Regions from separate parts of the Homo sapiens genome. Here region 1 is linked to region 2. Evidence: chromatin contacts called from ENCODE Hi-C or POLR2A ChIA-PET data. All regions are on one chromosome and are shown on one strand. Each heading gives the region's core, a stretch centred on a gene start or an enhancer-like site at or near the end of the contact. The rest is flanking DNA. Distances are from core to core; before and after follow the strand shown. Region 1 has its middle 37 kb from the start of GLS. Region 2 has its middle 69 kb from the start of NAB1.

Evidence for each region. Hi-C counts contacts between places; a loop is a spot of excess contacts on that map. ChIA-PET counts read pairs that join two places held with the same protein, here RNA polymerase II (POLR2A). Pooled maps may share reads with other maps.
Region 1: a pooled map shows a loop between it and region 2 (9-fold over the local background). The contact joins two enhancer-like sites. A Hi-C loop is called at or near these places in 11 of 50 pooled maps. POLR2A ChIA-PET finds 5 or more read pairs at or near these places in 3 of 52 experiments (AG04450, activated CD4-positive, alpha-beta T cell and activated T-cell).

The regions. Positions count from the first base shown.
Region 1 is chr2:190,841,489-190,845,744 of GRCh38, reverse strand. No RefSeq gene overlaps it. Among named protein-coding and RNA genes, the nearest start is that of GLS, 37 kb to the left of the region's middle. RefSeq lists an enhancer at 1,221-2,420. Within about 2 kb of position 1,709, at least 4 of the 41 ENCODE cell types and tissues checked have a DNase peak (open chromatin) inside an H3K27ac peak, as active enhancers do.
Region 2 is chr2:190,715,924-190,720,470 of GRCh38, reverse strand. No RefSeq gene overlaps it. Among named protein-coding and RNA genes, the nearest start is that of NAB1, 69 kb to the right of the region's middle. Within about 2 kb of position 1,515, at least 5 of the 41 ENCODE cell types and tissues checked have a DNase peak (open chromatin) inside an H3K27ac peak, as active enhancers do.

The sequences.
Region 1 (4,256 bases), core at 460-2,959, 130 kb before region 2:
GTGGAGGGAAAACTTTTGTGTTTTTAAAGTAAGGAGACTTATGTCTCCTTGAAGGCTGAGGAAGACAAAACATAGAAAGTGCAGGACTAAAGGGGTGAGCGTGTAAATGGGGTATGGCTGGAACCTGGAGGATAGAAAAGGAGAGGAGGATGGGGTATGTGTGGAAAGAATCACACAGCAGAAAACACGCAAAGATAGAGGTAAATCAAAGGGGAAGACAGAAGCTGAAGGAGTTTGCCACTCTTGGTCTCAGTTTTCTATGTGGGGTAGGTGGTAGTTTTATTTGCTGAGTGGGTATGTGAGTGGAATAAGGTTGCCCCTTCACAAGGGAGAGTGGAAGCTGAAATTCCCAAGGGAACATCTTTTTCTATTTCTTACAAAGGCACCATAAGGAGTAGCTATGGCCTTTGGTAAGAACTTTAATATTAATAAAAGTGGCGAAATATTGGAAAAATATCTGTTTCTAAGGAGTCGTTCTATAAATGGTTAGCTAATTCGTTGTAGATGACCTAAGCATGATCACAATTTGATCTAATTCCTCTAATTTGTTTTTGCAGAAGCAAAATGTGGCTTGGGAATCCCCTGATCCTCCTAAAGCAAGACATTAAATTTGGGCTTATTATATTTCAACTGGACTCTACCATTTAGTGATTTTAGAGTCTTCTAGTATTCATTTTTGAGTCCCTCAAGATACTCAAGTATACTTCTTGAGTTTTTTTTTGACATGTCTAAATTTTAGTTGATACATTTAACACATGTGCTTCTGTGATACCTTCTTACTTTTTGAAAATTGCCTTTCCTTGTATAGCATTGTTCTTTATATTACCAGTCTCATTTAGCCTTTTTTTTTTGGAAGAAACTGATCTGATCTTTTTATTAGTTTTTTTTTCCCCCTGCGGGTTAGGATTCTTTTAATGGTCTATTATTTTAATTTTTTCACTTTTCTCATGGACAATCTCCACATTTTATGTCATTTCTTTTTCTTGAAGTAACTAACCTTGAATGGAAAAATTGGTATTTTTCTTTTCCCACCAGCATGTTGAATCATCCATTTGTCTGGTAACTTGAGACAGCCGGTAGAGGAGTCACAAGAGTAGGTACCTTTCCATGAGCTCACCTCTGTTCCACTCCCATCTCATAAAGGGTGTGACAGATACTTCACAGAAGGCAAGGAGAAAACAGGTCAGAAGTATGTTATTGGGGGCTTAGCACTGATTTTGGTTCTGACAAGCTGGCCACTCAGAGACAGCAGTAGCTATGTCTGTCTCAGTATGTGGTAGACCATGCTGTTGGGCCCATATATATATAGCCTCCATGCCTGCCACTGGGGCTACTTCATTCACGTACCCACTGTGTCAGTTCTGGGATGACTAAAATCAACTGGGTGAGTCATTTTGTCTACTTATCTGTTGAGTACTTTTTTCATGGTAGTTGCTATTTGCTGAACATTAAGGGACAATACAAAAAATCTTCACACTTCATGCCCCCTCCCATGTTTGTTCACAGATTCAGCAATTTGTCTTTTACTTTGGAGGTAATGGCCAGTGGACTCCTAAATATTTCACTGTACTAGCAGGTCCTGAGTCTTTGTAGAGTTCATCTTCCACCCTTTGGAGCATGTATCTAACCAAGGCTTCTAGCATACTGGCCACCTCTTCCTCTTTTGTCCAGTCATCATGATTTTATTGATGTGATGAATCAGGGTGGTGTTCTGAGGGACTCATAGGTGATTCAGACCTTTTCAGACAAAATTATGGCAAAGGGTAAGAGTGTTACCATAGCCCCAAGACAAAATCGGAGATCAATATTATTGTCTATTTCATCTGAATTCAAACCTTTTCTGATCTTCTTTCCTAATTGGAATGGAAAAGAATATGTTGTCCAAATCAATGGCTAAAAACTAGGTACCTGAAGTTTTATTAATCTGCTTAGCACAGTATCACATCTGGCACAGTAACTATAATCATCAGGTTTACTACTTGATTAAGTCTGTAATAGTACACAGTTATTCTCCAGGACCCAGCTGGTTTCTGCACGGACCACATTGGTGAGTTAAACAGAAATGGAGTGATTACTACTCCTGCATCATTTAAGTTTTTAATTGTAGCAATCATTTCTACCATCTCATGGGATATGATAGTATTTGTTTGTTTGTTTGCTTGCTTGTTTGTTTGTTTTGAGACAGAGTCTCGTTCTGTCACCCAGGCTGGTGTGCAGTGGCGCCATCTCAGCTCACTGCAACCTCTGCCTCCCGGGTTCAAGCAGTTCTCCTGCCTCAGCCTCCTGAGTACCTGGGATTACAGGCACGTGCCACCACGCCTGGCTAATTTTTGTATTTTTAGTAGAGAAGAGGTTTCTCCATGTTGGTCAGGCTGGTCTTGAACTCCCGACCTCAGGTGATCCGCCTGCCTCGGCCTCCCAAACTGCTGGGATTACAGGCATGGGACACTGTGCCTGGCGATACTGTTTTTTTAATTTATTATCTTGGCTAGGGTTTGGGGACAGTTTCAGAGGTTTCCACTTAACCTCTTCCCCTATGATAGCCCAAGGACCGAATGTGGGAGTTATTCCAAATGCTAAGCCAATTCCAATGATATTCTCAGGAACTTGGGAAATGACCACTGAGTCGATTCCTGAATCCAGTGGGTGAAATTTTAGCCAACTCGTTTATTACCTGGCCCTGTAGACCACCACACTAGTGGAGGTGGAGGGGACCATAACCATGCTTTGAATCTCTAGATATCAGTATTATCTCTGCTTCTGACTAATAATCCTAAAAATGTTTATTTGTAGGCACCATCCACCCTCCCCATGCATTTTAAATGCCTGCATCATCATATTTGCTACAGCATTTTACTTCACCAGGATATTTTTCCAGGTCATCATGAGTGAAGTCTTGAGCCACTGAGCCACTACCACCTTGTGCCAAATACTATCTGTGCCCTGCCTGCCAACCAGGATGACAACCCTTCACCTGCCAGGTGGTGAGTGAGCCAGTCCCAAATTCCTACTTTGTCACCTGTTTTCTCAGCCCATTTCTCAACATCAGTACCATTGGTGTTGACTTGGGTCCTCCAAGAGTCAGGCTTCAAGATAGGATAGAGGAAAAAGAGGTTTGTTAGGGGCAATGTCTGTGAGAGAAAAATAAGGTAGGTAGGGGGTAGAAAATGAAGGCCAGGAGAACCGTCAGACTGCACAACCCAGGCCTGACCTGGTTGGATGAGTGAAAAAAAGGAAGAGAATTGGGAGAATCACCCTAGACTTCAGTTTAGCTCTAAGAAAGTTTGGCAAATATTGGGAAATCTTAGAGTCAAAGTTGCCTATCAGAGGAGCTCTGTGACTCTCAGAAGCAGGTCTGCCTTAGTATCCCTATATTGCTCAGTCATTGGCTAAAAGCAGCCTGTAGGAAGCACGAATTTGGCTCAAATACAATGATGATTTCAGAGCACAGCAGCCAAGGGTGCCCACAGGCAGAAATCTGAAAGGTGCATTTTCATAGTTACCACAGATCAGAACAGTTGGAGGATCGTGAAGAAGAGCAATAATTATTTTTGTAGGCAAATAATAATAGATAACCGGTATGCAAGAAGAAAAGATGATCTTTCGTGAAACAAGGTACATTCTCTCCTCCTTTGGGTTGACCTGTCAGTTCACTGACATGAATCTATTGGTTGAAAGCTGATTAAGCAGCAAAGGTCTACACACAGTACGAATACCCAGAAAGAGCAAATGTAGATCATTGCAATGTCCTTGAGTGACAAGGGGGTGGAGGCAGAGAGAGAAGCTCTGCTGATTCAGACTAGAGGGAATTTTCCACCCATCACAAAGGTTTGGCTTACATTCTAGAATCTAGACAGTGACTGAGCAACATATGCTAGAAAGTTGGTGCTCTGCTGAAATTGGGCCCCGAGATATTTTTGGAAACTTTGATGCCCATGAGGAGGGAAAACTGCCAATTTGAAGTGAGAAGAGTGTTTTCGTGTCTCTAAATGTAGAGTTTATGGTTTAGTTTTTGAGAAAATTACTATTTCGAAAAATAATCACTGTGTTGGACACTTAAGAGAAATTGAGCAGGACCCAATTTGGAATTCAGACAATTAAGACTTTGAGGAGTTAAACTATGAAAATTTGTCTCCATTGAGGATGGAGATATATTTCTGTGGATTGTGTCCTTTAGGAGAATGTTTCTTTTCTGAACAAGGAGTTAAATTTCATTGTGTCTGAAACTATTCTTGAGTGGTGCTTTTGTGTCATCC
Region 2 (4,547 bases), core at 266-2,765:
GCACTTCATCCTGACAGGCATGGAGTCTCCTCCTGTCACCCCAGAGCTATGTGGTGTCTTGATTAGGTGACTTTGCCCATGTTGTCATTCAACTTAATATTTATTGATCTATCTCTGTGAGAATCACTTGGCTGGCCCTTTCGTCTGGAGTGTCAGCCTCCTCTCACCTGCCCCCAGGAGGCTTCCTCCTTCTTCTTTTAACTGCTTGCACATCTTTAAGACTCAGCCTTGGAGACACGTCTTTTAAAAAGCCTTGAATGGGCCTGGGAAGTGGCTCACACCTGTAATCCCAGCACCTTCAGAGGCCAAAGTGGGAGGATCACTTGAGGCCAGGAGTTCAAGACTAGCCTGGACAACATGGTGAAAGCCCGTCTCTACTAAAAACACAAAAATTAACCGGGTATGATGGCACACACCTGTAATCCCAGCTACTCAGGAGCCTGAGGCATGAGAATCACTTGAACCTGGGGAGGCTGCAGTGAGCCAAGATTGAACACCACTGCTCTCCAGCCTGGGCAACAGAGCAAGACTCTGTCTCAAGAAAAAAAAAAAAAAAGATACCTTCTCTGACCACTCCCTCTATTCTTCCCTTTCCCATAACACTAAGTCATATGCGCCCAAAACAATTTGTGCACATCTCCATCAGTGAGTGGTTTTCCATGATGGTCATCCTCCCCGACTAGGCTGGTGTATTCTAGTGTGCTCACCTTTGGGGGTCTCTACTACTGATTATTTGCAAGACCTAAGGCAACTTATTTCACTTTGTAAGCTTCTGTTTCCTCAACTACAAAACCAGGTTATTAATAGAAATTGTATGTAAGGAACCTAGCACAATGCTTGATATACAGTAAGTGCAAAGTATGTTAAATGTTTAATAAATTAATGTCATAGGAACACCATTAGAAAACTCCTTAAAAGAAAAATATTTATTTTTTAAGCACTTGTAGGGACAAGGAGCTTGTCCCCTTGTTTGATAATTCTATTTATAGTGTAACTGAAGCCATCGTAGTTTGACTCACACTAGTTTTATTGACAAAAATGAGTGCCCTCTGCCCCTACTCCCAGTGTCCCCTGTTCTGCTAAAGAATCTTGAGACTCTCTCAAGGTGCTCTGTCATGTGTATTCAGAAACTGGTCCCTCTGGGGCAAAGCTGTTCTCAGCTGGTGCCTGTGGCTGCCACCACTGCTGTGGCCTGAGGACAGAAGTCATAACCCTCCTCTGCTTTGCCTCAGGGGTTGGTTGTGGACCTTTCCCCTTAATTCCTCTCAGGACATCAGAAGTCAAAATATTTGAGACACTGATCAGATCACAATAAAGGTTCAGGGACAATGGAAAGGAAACAGAAAACAGAGAATAAGTCAGTGCCAGGCACAGGTCCTTCCCCCTCCAGGAGGAAGTGCCCTGGGGACTCAACAGTCACCTTTCCTGGGAAATCCAGTCAGACTGACTCTAGTCCCAGCATTCTGATTTCCCGCCCCATGACTGACCTCTTCTGAGGACAGCTGGCAGTGAGCAGTTCCAGTCCCTTCAGGGGAAACCCCACCTGCATAATCTCAGGGTGATTCATCGCCAGTGCAATTCCCCAAAGCCCCATCATTCAGTCTTGCCTGTTGCCACTCTGTTGATCATGAAAATCGTGGCTACCACATCTAGTTTACTAAACAATCCTTGTTCGTAGGAAGTACAGGCGTGAAATAATTTATTTTTCTACAGTCACTTGCCTTCAGTTCTGCCATGTTCACGATCTCTCTGCTGAGTTCCCTGACAATATCTTGGTTAGATCTCTAGGGTTCCAGTCACTTTCAAAGATTAACAGCCCGATTCGGTATAGTCTGTGAACGCTGAAGGTCTGAGACAGGGCTCGGTTAATTTAGAAAGTTTATTTTGCCAAGGTTGAGGATGCACCCATGACACAGCCTCAGGAAGTCCTGAAGACATGTGCCCAATGTGGTCGGGGCACAGCTTGGTTTTATACATTTTAGGGAGACATGAGACATCAATCAACATATGTAAGAAGTACATTGGTTCCATCTGGAAAGGCAGGACGACTTGAAGTAAAGGCAGGAAGACTCGAAGCGGGGAGGGAGCTTCCAGGTCACAGATAGCTGATACACAAACGGTTACATTCTTCTGGATTTCTGATTAGCCTTTCCAAAGGAGGCAAGTCAGATATGAATCTATCTCAGTGAGCAGAGGGGAGACTGCGAATAGAATGCGAGACACGTTTGCCCTAAGCAGTTTCCAGCTTGAGTTTTCCTTAGTGATTTTGGAAGCCCAAGATATTTTCCTTTCGCAAGTCCAATTTAAAGCTTCCGTCTGGGTCCAATGCAATGACCAATGTCCACTCCGCCAGCCCTGGCCAGCCCCCACCAGAGGGACTCAGGGTGTGGAGTAGCACACCTGCTCCGGCAGCATCCTCCTCTATTCTGTGCAGTCCTCCCATCTGTGTGGACTAGTGAGGAGGAACAGGAGAGACAGACAAGTGTTTCTCACCTGCCTGGCCAGGGCTGGCAGCTGGTGGCAGACATCCAAATACTGGCTTCCTCACTGATGCTTATGTGAATTTTCCAGAAGCCCCACAGATGCCTCCCACTTCACAGTCTCTACCATCTGCTCCTACCCTTGGTGATTCACCCCACTGGTTTTTATTGTTGTTGTTGTTACCAGGGTCCACTTTCCTGGCAGCCAGTTCTCTTGGGTGGGATATGGGTGAGACAGGCTCAAGGCTGGCTGCTTTCTATGCGTTCCTTTGATCTGTGAAATCACACTTCCATCACCAAATGCTAAATGGTAGGCATGGGAGCTGCAGCACTCTACCCTTTCTCTCTGCCTCCTTCCAATTCTCTTTTCTACTTGTCACATTGGACAGAGGTGGGCCAGGCCGTCTACGTATAAGCAGACATCAAATTGGTGAGTGAGGAGGGAGCAGGAAAAGCACCTCCTCACTCTGCAGCCCCCCCAAGGAAGCAGATGACTCACCAACAGTCTCTCCTCTTGCCCCGATCTGTTTATATGGACTGGAAGCAGGTGGTAGAGATGAAGATTAGGGAAGCAGAGGAAGTTCAGCCACTTCTTAACCAGCCCTGAAAGGGATTCCTGATCCCCATTCATTTACTTTTCTTAATTGTTTGCTCCTTGACACTTCTTTGCCTCAGCTTTGGATTCCAGTTGTCAATTCCAGAGCAACAAGAAAAATGCCGGCCGGGCGCGGTGGCTCACGCCTGTAATCCCAGCACTTTGGGAGGCCGAGGCGGGAGGATCACGAGGTCAGGAGATCGAGACCATCCCGGCTAAAACGGCGAAACCCCGTCTCTACTAAAAATACAAAAAATTAGCCGGGCGTAGTGGCGGGCGCCTGTAGTCCCAGCTACTTGGGAGGCTGAGGCAGGAGAATGGCGTGAACCCGGGAGGCGGAGCTTGCAGTGAGCCGAGATCCCGCCACTGCACTCCAGCCTGGGCGACAGAGCGAGACTCCATCTCAAAAAAAAAAAAAAAAAAAGAAAAATGCCTACCAGTGTTGTGTTGTCACTATGAAACCCTAGACATTGTAGTAGGGCCTTTATACACAGAATCTCTATGTAAGCCTCAAAACCTTATTTTTTGCCCTAATTTTGTTGGTTAGGAAATAGCAACTCGGATAGTTCAAGTACATTTCTCAATCGCACAGTTAATAGTGGTAGGCCCAGGACTTAGACCCAGTGTATTGGACTGTAAAGACCTTCCACCCCTCTCAACTGTCTCTCATAGAAATTTCCTCTTGTGGTTGAGCTGAATTCTGCACCCTTGGAACTTTAAACATCCCAGTCCTAATTCTGTCTCTAGAGTAACACTAAAGAAGTCTAATGTGTTCTACCTGCCAAGAGTTTTGGATATTGTTTGCTCTAGAATCTGGCATGTGGCTGGCATTATTAGGAGATTAGGTCATTCTGGCTTTCCATTCAAATATTGGAAGACAGTTACTGTCCCTATGGTTTCTTTTCCCCAGTTAAGCACCCCTATCTCCTTCATCTGATTTTCTCATGCTTCCAGACCCTAAGCAATATTTTACAAACACCTTTAAAGACAGAGAGAGCCCTTGCCTTTCCATAGCTCTTGCTATTTCCTCATGTTTCCTTTTCCCTTCTCCCTGTCCTACCTTCAGCTCCTATTTTCTTCCTACTCTCTCTATTCAGCTCAGACTTGGTGGCGAAGACCTTGAATGAAATCCTCCTTTCAGGCCTCCAAGCTTTCAGATGGAGCCCAAGATGGAGGTCAGTGGACTACTATTTGGAGGTGAGCATGGAGGGCTTCTCAAATGTTTTCACCATGATTCATTTCTGATCCTTCTTTTCCAGAATGAGTTTGCTGAGCCTACTCATTAACTGGGAATACCACCATACTGGCTCTTCCTTCTCTAGGCCAGTGGCCCACAATCTTTTTTTTAAATAAGATGCCTGGGCTCGCCCCCAAAAGATAATAATTTAATTTGTCTAGGATAGCCCCCCAGGCAGATATAGGTTTGTGAAGCTCCCCAAGTGAATCTAAGATGCAGCCAGCATATCTGAGAT